3 separate regions of the Homo sapiens genome follow, and regions 1 and 3 are each linked to region 2. A link is a contact called in ENCODE Hi-C or POLR2A ChIA-PET data. All regions are on one chromosome and are shown on one strand. Each heading gives the region's core, a stretch centred on a gene start or an enhancer-like site at or near the end of the contact. The rest is flanking DNA. Distances are from core to core; before and after follow the strand shown. Region 1 overlaps SGK1 (serum/glucocorticoid regulated kinase 1). Region 2 holds the start of LINC01010 (long intergenic non-protein coding RNA 1010). Region 3 overlaps SGK1 (serum/glucocorticoid regulated kinase 1).

Region 1 (2,700 bases), core at 147-2,646, 220 kb before region 2:
TGTCATAGGTTACAATTTAAACATCAGAAGATGGGGGTGTATGAGAATATCACATTTAGGGAGATGTCAGTTGTCCAGAAGTTTTGCAGAGAATCTGGAAAATAAACATGAGAGTAAGTTTTCTTTCTTTCTTTCTTTTTTTTTTTTTGAGAGAGCTTTGTTGCCCAGGCTGGAGTACAGTGGCTGGCTGACTACAACCTCCGCCTCCTGGGTTCAAGCAATTCTCGTGCCTCAGCCTCCTGAGTAGCTGGGATTATAGGCGCCTGCCACCATGCCTGGCTAATTTTTGTATGTTTAGTAGAGACAGGGTTTCACCATGTTGGCCAGGCTGGTCTCGAACACCTGACCTCAAGAGATCTGCTCACCTCAGCCTCCTAAAGTGCTGGGATTACAGGCATGAGCCACGGCGCCTGGCCGAGAGTAAGTTATTAATAGTTCTACTGATGTCAGAAATAAGATGTAGTCTGAATTCCATGAATTGTTTCCAGTTAATGGAAAGTTGAATTGTGGTGGAATTGGTAGGGAAAAAAAGCAGTTATGGTCCTCTGTCTCCATTCTAGTTCATCCTTATTTAAAGAATATTACTCCAGGCAGTGAGCACATGCGCGCGGTGGCTCATGCCTGTAATCCCAGCACTGTGGGAGGCCGAGGTGGGCGGATCACCTGAGGTCAGGAGTTCCAGACCAGCCTGGCCAAAATGGCAAAACCCCGTCTCTACTAAAAATATAAAAATTAGGCCAGGCGTGGTGGCTCACGCCTGTAATCCCAGCACTTTGGGAGGCTGAGGCAGGTGGATCACCTGAGGCTGGGAGTTCGAGACCAGCCTGACCAACATGGAGAAACTACGTCTCTACTAAAAATACAAAATTAGCCAGGCGTGGTGGTGCATGTCTGTAATCCCAGCTACTTGGGAGGATGAGGCAGGAGAATCGCTTGAACCCAGGAGGCGGAGGTTGCAGTGAGTTGAGATCGCGCCACTGCACTCTAGCCTGGGTGACAGAGCAAGACTCCATCTCTAAAAACAAAAAAAGAACATTTCTTCAACAAAATAAATATATTCACGTATGCATAAATTTTTTAAAACTTTTTTTCTTTTTATAAAAAAATCAGTTTTCTCAGGTTGAAATGTTAAAATCACCTCTGATGAAGATAGAGAACTAAAATATAAAATATGGGTTTGTCTCTGATTCCTTTTTGGTTTATAATAATTTGCATATGGCTTTCCATGGATCACTTTAGCAGTTTGTGCTAAAGTCATTAGTTCTTCCTAAGATACAAAAGAAATTCTCAAAATGCTTGTTTCCTATTAGGCAGGGAAGTTGTTTTTCTCATCTCTCAAGTTGCATGACCAAAAGTAGCAAAAATACTTTATCTCTAGGGAAGTGAAAGCTTGCTTCTCAAATTGCTTTAGTGAGGCTTTAGGAAATGGCCCCTGGCTGGTATCATAGGATATAATACCGTCTTGCAAATAGTAATTTTGAATTCAGTTCTTTGTATCTATGAGATAAAAGAGTCTTCTTCCATTGACTGTCTTAGATGGGCTTATCACATTCAACAGTATTTACTGAGCATTTGTTTTAAGAAACTACTACCCTAGTTGCTAACTCATTGCTCCCTAGACATTGTATTTGGATTGAGGAGCAGAACATAGACATCAACAAAACAGATCTGGAACCCGATATCATGTACCTCTAAATGTGAAGTATGCGGTAGAGCTAATGTTTTGTCAGAGTTTAAAGAAGGAAGCAATAATATGGGCAAAGTTGTTGAGCAAGGCTTCAGGGAGGAAGTAGAACCTGAACAGGCTTTTAAAAACACTGGCACCATTTGGATTGGTGAGGAGGCGGTAGAAGGGTGTCCTCTCTGGGTGGGACAGCACAAACAAAGGTGTGGGAACAAAACTCAACAAGGCACATTTGGGCAACACTTGGTTGAGCAATTCCATGGGAGTGCAAGACTCATGGGCGAAATCATTGGAAGCCACATGGTGGAAGGCTTTAAATGTCAATGTGTTCTTCATGCCATGGAAATTCAGAAGGCTTGGCAGTTTGCAGGAAAGACCAGAATTGAAGAATACAGGAGCTGAGGGGATCAGGGGACTGCTATAACAACAGGGAGTTGACAGAGCACGAACTCACATGGGAGCTCTGAAAGTGAAAAGGCAGGGATGGGTGTGGAGGGCAGCTAGAAGAATGCTTTGCAAGACTTGAAGAATGACTGAAAACTAGGGAAGATGGGGGAATCCAAAACATTTCATGGCTTTGGAATTTGGTGACCAGGCAGATGGTCATAGAGGGTCAAAGCTGTCCACGAGCTCCAGCAACAGGAGGAAGCACAGCATTCTGTGCTCAGACTAGTGTGGCAGGCCTGCAGAATGCGTGTGGGCCCTTGTTCCTGTGCTTGGCTGAGGGCTTCCTGAGAGCAGTTGCTCCATCTCTGACCCACCGGACCACTACTGCCTTTGGATCCTGGGTGGTGGGCTTCACTCACACAGTCGAATGGGTTTCTCATGCCTTTGTCCCTGGGCTACAGTCCTCCACTTCACACCACACCGGTCAAGATGGAATGTGGCCACATTATCTCACTACAGCAAACATGCCCATAGTTTGCAAATTTGGTACATCAACCGCCACGCTCATAAAGATGATGGTTTGGACCAGGATAGCAGGAGTCTGGTCAAGAGATTAATGCAGGGTCAGA
Region 2 (2,890 bases), core at 183-2,682:
GATGGGATTCTGTCATCTTCCTGGTCACTTACTGCTCATCGCTCACTGTGTGGGGAGTGCAATGAGTCAGTGGCAAATGCTCTGCAGACACGCCCCTTGTTCATCTGAAACGCACAAAGGAGGGGTGGGCTGTGTGACTAAGCCTGTGTGTGGATTCTTACAGTAAGTTATGTTTCTGAGAAACAGGCACTAACAATAGCTCATTTAAAAAACAAAACACAACGAAATAAGCACCATTACAATTGGTGAAAAACATGTTTAATCTTTTGCCTAAGAAAGTTTTGATAGCCCAACATAATTGAAATGGTGGCTATGCATCGTTCCACCCTAGTTACTCTTAACGGCATGTTTTGAGTCACCAAACGTGCGTCCTGCTCAGCCTTGCCCAGGCAACTGTGAACGACAGCCCTTTCCAGAGGACCTCAGAATGACAGGGGCATGTCACAGCACCTTCCTTTCTTCCAAGAAATGCCAGGTCACAGGGGGTGTTCACTTATTCTCAAGTGACATTCTTGTCCTTAAAATATTTTTTTCCTCCATTATGGTTGTGACAATTGTTAGCATAAATATTAGCCTGAAAGAAGGACAATTCTTATGAAGCCCAAATTGGGTTTAAGTTATAAGTAACAGTTGTGTTTTTAAAAAATAACTCATCCTCATCATACAACCAGATAAAGTAGAAATCAATTGTCATATAAGATATACAAAATTTGGGTATAAATAAAAAGATAACAACTGGATTAAAATGATCCTTTGCCATATTTTACTCTCTTGGAAGTGAACTCTGAGCATACATATAATGATATGCCTAAAAAGTGTCAATGACACAGCTATTTTCAATGAAATTAAGGAAATAAAAGACCCAAAATGCTCATACTTAAGATTTGTTAAACCTTATCCCTGGTCAACATTCTATGCAGATCTGAAACTGAAACTATTGCAAAATGATGCAAGACTGTAAGTACTCTCTGGAGTTTGGGTGCATTATTTTTGTAATTCCTTTTATGTAATGGAACTATTTCTTTTTCCAGGGCCATATAAACACCTGAAGAGAGGACGATGTCAGGTCGACAGATTGTGGAATTTAGATTCAGCACCTAAGCTATTTGAGGTTGACACTCACTGAAATCTTGAGTGTTTGCACCTGCTGTGGAATAAGTCATTGTCCTTGGACACCTTACAAGGTGGAGTTTGTGCACATTTGGGAAGAAGGAGGCGGCTGGCAGAGTGACTTCCTTATCGACCCACTCACCAGCATCTCCATCTCCCTCAGGGGGTGCTGTCCACCCACCGTGTTTTGTTTACATCAGTAGCAAAGACATATGAATCATCTTCCACTTTTTAGCTATGAATGAAGAAGTAACCTCTGACACCCACTAGTGCGACTGGCCCTTACATGCTGGTATATGTCAGACTCTTAGCATCACTCTCATTTCATACTGCTGTTGATGATGTGAATTTTGGAAATATTCTCCCCTATTGGGTCTTTCTCCATGACAGATGATGTCCTTTGGCTTCGGTTTTTTGCCTAAGAACTGTAAGTGGTGCTTGCTAGCCCTACTAAGAATCCTGCCATTGTTGCAAATTTCAGAAAAAAGGTAATGCATTTAAGGAACTTTTCCCTTTGTTACAATTATTTTCTTTCTATATTAAGTAGCTTATAATTAGGATAAAGAGATTACAGAAACAGGGATGGAGAAGGACGGGTTGAGGGGAGGAGAGAGAGTGCTGGAGAGACAATATCATCACTAGGAAAAGACATGAGTAAAAAAATAGCGCAAACAAGAATTATGCTCCTCAAAAAAGAGCTTTCTGGTCACCTTGCAAGGATTCTATAAAAGTTACAGGTTACAATCGAAATAAGTAAAATATTTAGTTAACAAGGAAATGTGCATCGTGCACATAATTACTGAAAGTTATTACCAGTCACTGTGGTAGGAACTGGGGATTAGAGAGAGAACGGATCTGTAGTTCTAGCCTCAAGGAGTTACTGTTTAGCATTAGAGGCAAAATGAAAAAGTACTCATTGTTTCTGCCCATGTTTGCAAAAAGGGGACAAGTTATTGGTCCCCAAAGTAAATGAGATAATGAGAAAAAACTTCAGGGAAAAAACTGAGAATACTATAGCTGATTAACTTACTGTTTAGTTCTCTTAAAAATATCTACCTTCTTATCATTATAATTCTGGAATGAAAATCAGGAGGACTGCCTAGTACTGCCAATTCTGACAGTGATCTGGTAAGACATTTTCAATTATTTCCTCTGTAAATGTTTTAATATCAGATTAGAAATGTGTTTCTACTTTCTAATTTGTAACGTAAGACTTCAAAATCTGTTTGAAAACTACTGTAGAAAGTCTGTGTTGAAGGATAAAATTCCCCGATATTTTAGAATGGACTCTTTGCATTCAATTAATTTATTAGTTAAAGACAGTGATTAATGCATCCTAAAATATTTAGGGATGTAGTCTTTTCTAATTATTTCACTATAGCATAGAAGAATTGCTATTAAGAGTTGGCCAACAGGCCAGGTGCAATGGCTCATGCCTGTAATCCCAGCACTTTGGGAGGCTGAGGCTGGATCACTTGAGCCCAGGAGTTTGAGACCAGCTTGGGCAAAATGGCAAAACTCTGTCTCTGCAAAAATACAAAAATCAGTCAGGCATGGTGGCTTGTGCTTGTAGTCTGAGCTACTCAGAGTTGGGGGCTGAGGTGGGATTCGCCCGGGAGAAACGAATAGAGAGGTCTGGGTATGCAGGGATATAGGGTCAGGTTACCAAGTTAGCTGAGCACATCGGGTCCCCTGTGGATATTGCCACTTCAAAGAGGCTCAAAAGCTCTGAAATTTTATGAAGAATTTTCTCAGGTTTGGCAGATACGAAACTGTTGAA
Region 3 (2,761 bases), core at 157-2,656, 200 kb before region 2:
GCCAGGTGTGGTGATGCATGCCTGTAATCCCAGCTACTCAGGAGGCTGAGGCAGGAGAATGGCTTGAACCTGGGAGGTGGAGGTTGCAGTGAGTTGAGATTGCGCCATTGCACTCCATTCTGGGCAACAAGAGTGAAACTCCATCTTATAAATAGATAAATAAATAAGACTAATTGGAAAACTTGGAAATTATTTAGAAGACAGCTCCAAGGATGGCAAAATGAGTCAAGTATTGGAAAAAAAGACCAATGAGGAGAGGCAAACAAGACATAATTAATTTTCTTGAAGAGAAGACCAAATGACAATTGAAGAAGACAGTCTATGAATTTATAGAGAGCTTTATATACAGACAGGGTTGGTTATCATCGCTGAGTATAAAACAAGGGAAACAGGCTTGGTGTGTAGCATAATGGCTTTGTTCGACACAGTAAAGCTAACTAAATGTCAAAATAAGATGCAGGTGGAGGTTGAGCAGTCTTTTCTAAAGCCATGAATAATAAGATAGCAGCTTCTTTGTATGGCTCTGACTGAAGGTGAGAGATGTGCTATGTAAGCTTTCACATCGCTTCCAGGGCTAAGATTCAGGTCCTTGGGGAATATCTTCCTGAATTCAGGGAGTTAATGCCAACTCTGAAATCAAATTACTGGAACATAGTAAAGAAAGCGGGGGGAGGAAGCAACTAGAATCAAGATGAAAATGTAACTTCAAACCCTGTTTAGAAAAAAATAATGAGATTACTTTAAAATAATAAAATTTATTATTAAAAATTTAGAGAAGTTTTGACAAGGAGGAAGTGGAAAAAATAGATATTTTTATTTATTTATTTATTTATTTATTTATTTATTTATTTATTTATTTTTGAGACAGTTTCCCTCCTGTTGCCCAGGCTGCAGGGCAATGGCACGAGCTCGGCTCACTGCAACCTCCACCTCCAGGGTTCAAGTGATTCTCCTGCCTCAGCCTCTCGAGTAGCTGGGACTACAGGCATGCACCACCATGCCTGGCTAATTTTTTTTGTATTTTTGGTAGAGAAGGGGTTTCACCATTTTGGCCAGGCTGGTCTCAAACTCCTGACCTCAGGTGATCCTCTCTCCTCGGTCTCCCAAAGTGCTGGGATTATAGGTGTGAGCCGCCGCACCTGGCCATAGATATTTTAGATAAGGAACAAGATCAAGCATTAAACTGTGAACAAGGTATTTCTAATTAACTAATTTTTTTTTTCAAACACAGCCTTAGGAAACGTGACTCCAACCATGGAGAGTTTAGGTCAGCCCTGATTTTGAGGCCACATGCTCCATCCTCACAGGTGGGTGAGGTCCCTTAGTTGGTATTGTTTGATGATTCTATTAGTTCTTGACTTTTCTGTATATATTTTAATGTACAGTAAAGGGATTGTAGTATTGGCAGGTTTGTCCCAAAATAGACTGTGAGTCAGTTATGAAGGAGGGGGATTCCAGGAACTAGAATTTAAGAGTGAGGAAGTTAAACACAAATTTACATATGACTCAGTACTAACACATTTTACATAATATTGGGTACTTTCTCTTCCTGTAATTGCCTCTATGCTTCATTTGTTGTTTTCACCAATAGCCCTAAATAAGTGGTTTTAAAAAACATTAAGGGAGGCTGGTAGATCACGCCTGTAAGCACTTTTGGGAAGCTGAGGTGGGCGAATTGCTTGAGCCCAGGAGTTCAAGACCAGCCTGGGCAAGATGGCGAAACTCCGTCTCTACAAAAAATACAAAAATTAGCTGGGCATGGTGACACGTGCCTGTAGCCCCAGCTACTTGGGAGGCTGAGATGGGAGGATCACCTGAGTCTTTGAGGTTGAGGCTGCAAAGAACAACAATCTCCCCACTGCACTCCAGCCTGGATGACAGACCGAGACTCTATCTCAAAAATAAATAAGTAAATAATGAATTTTAAACACACACACACACAGACCCACACACAACCATTAAGGGATGACTAATTTGGGGTGTCTTGCCAGCAATTCAAATGTCTAAAATAGCCTTATTCTAGCATTGAATGTTAAAGCCTTTTTCTTTAGACAGACTAATTGCAGAATGAAATGGTTTGCTACCTGTTGAGCTCCAATTCTCCCCTTCTCAAAAAATCAAGAGGCTATGAACTCGCAAGTGTTAATGGGATTCAGATAGAAGCCATCACTGCTATTTTAAATTTTCCTGTGTCTCCCACTAACATTATATCCAAACATCAAAACATCCACAACAATCATCCCCAAGGTTGCTGCTGTATTATTTATAAATGAACACATTGTTGGGTGAATACATTCCACTTTTGAAATTAATTTTCTTTTTCTTTTTCTTTTTTTTTTTTTTGAGATGGGGTCTCACTCCGTCACCCAGTTTGGAATGCAGTGGCGCGATCTCAGCTCACTGCAACCTCTGCCTCTGGGGCTCAAGCGATCCTCCTACCTTAGCCTCCCAAACAGCTAGGACTGCTGGCACATGCCACCATGCCCGGCTAATTTTTTTGCATTTTTGGTAGAGACAGGATTTCACCATGTTGCCCAGGCTGGTCTCAAACTCCTGAGCCCAGGTGATCTACCCACTCTGGCCTCCCAACGTGCTAAGATTACAGTCATGAGCCACTGTGCCTGGCCTGAAATTAATTTTCACTGGTTTATTTTCATAAAATAACGCTGGACACAGTGGCTCATGCCTGTAATCCCAGCACTTTGGGAGGCCAAGGCAGGCAGATCACTTGAGGTCAGGAGTTTGAGACCAGCCTGGCCAA

Evidence for each region. Hi-C counts contacts between places; a loop is a spot of excess contacts on that map. ChIA-PET counts read pairs that join two places held with the same protein, here RNA polymerase II (POLR2A). Pooled maps may share reads with other maps.
Region 1: a loop to region 2 is called in a pooled map, with 1.9 times the contacts of the local background. The contact joins the enhancer-like site here to the promoter of LINC01010 in region 2. A Hi-C loop is called at or near these places in 2 of 50 pooled maps. POLR2A ChIA-PET finds 5 or more read pairs at or near these places in 5 of 52 experiments (HEK293T, Panc1, RWPE1 and 2 more).
Region 3: a map of PC-3 shows a loop between it and region 2 (10-fold over the local background). The contact joins the enhancer-like site here to the promoter of LINC01010 in region 2. A Hi-C loop is called at or near these places in 5 of 168 maps with a recorded cell type or tissue (CD14-positive monocyte, GM12878, PC-3 and 2 more), 22 of 37 single-sample maps with no recorded cell type and 16 of 50 pooled maps. POLR2A ChIA-PET finds 5 or more read pairs at or near these places in 4 of 52 experiments (activated CD4-positive, alpha-beta memory T cell, activated CD8-positive, alpha-beta memory T cell and activated naive CD4-positive, alpha-beta T cell).

What each region holds. Positions count from the first base shown.
Region 1 is chr6:134,215,000-134,217,699 of GRCh38, forward strand. The region is part of intron 2 of SGK1 (serum/glucocorticoid regulated kinase 1); the gene reads right to left. Among named protein-coding and RNA genes, the nearest start is that of SGK1, 100 kb to the right of the region's middle. Within about 2 kb of position 1,397, at least 3 of the 41 ENCODE cell types and tissues checked have a DNase peak (open chromatin) inside an H3K27ac peak, as active enhancers do.
Region 2 is chr6:134,436,284-134,439,173 of GRCh38, forward strand. LINC01010 (long intergenic non-protein coding RNA 1010) reads left to right here and starts at 1,433. Exons shown (of 3, transcript NR_038217.1): 1 at 1,433-1,598. All of the region lies in intron 4 of CT69 (cancer/testis associated transcript 69), which reads right to left. RefSeq lists enhancers at 1-818, 1-262, 1,420-1,479.
Region 3 is chr6:134,234,730-134,237,490 of GRCh38, forward strand. All of the region lies in intron 2 of SGK1 (serum/glucocorticoid regulated kinase 1), which reads right to left. Among named protein-coding and RNA genes, the nearest start is that of SGK1, 82 kb to the right of the region's middle. RefSeq lists enhancers at 1,072-1,231, 1,272-1,561, 1,702-1,751. Within about 2 kb of position 1,407, at least 8 of the 41 ENCODE cell types and tissues checked have a DNase peak (open chromatin) inside an H3K27ac peak, as active enhancers do; they include CD14-positive monocyte and GM12878, where a contact is called at or near this core.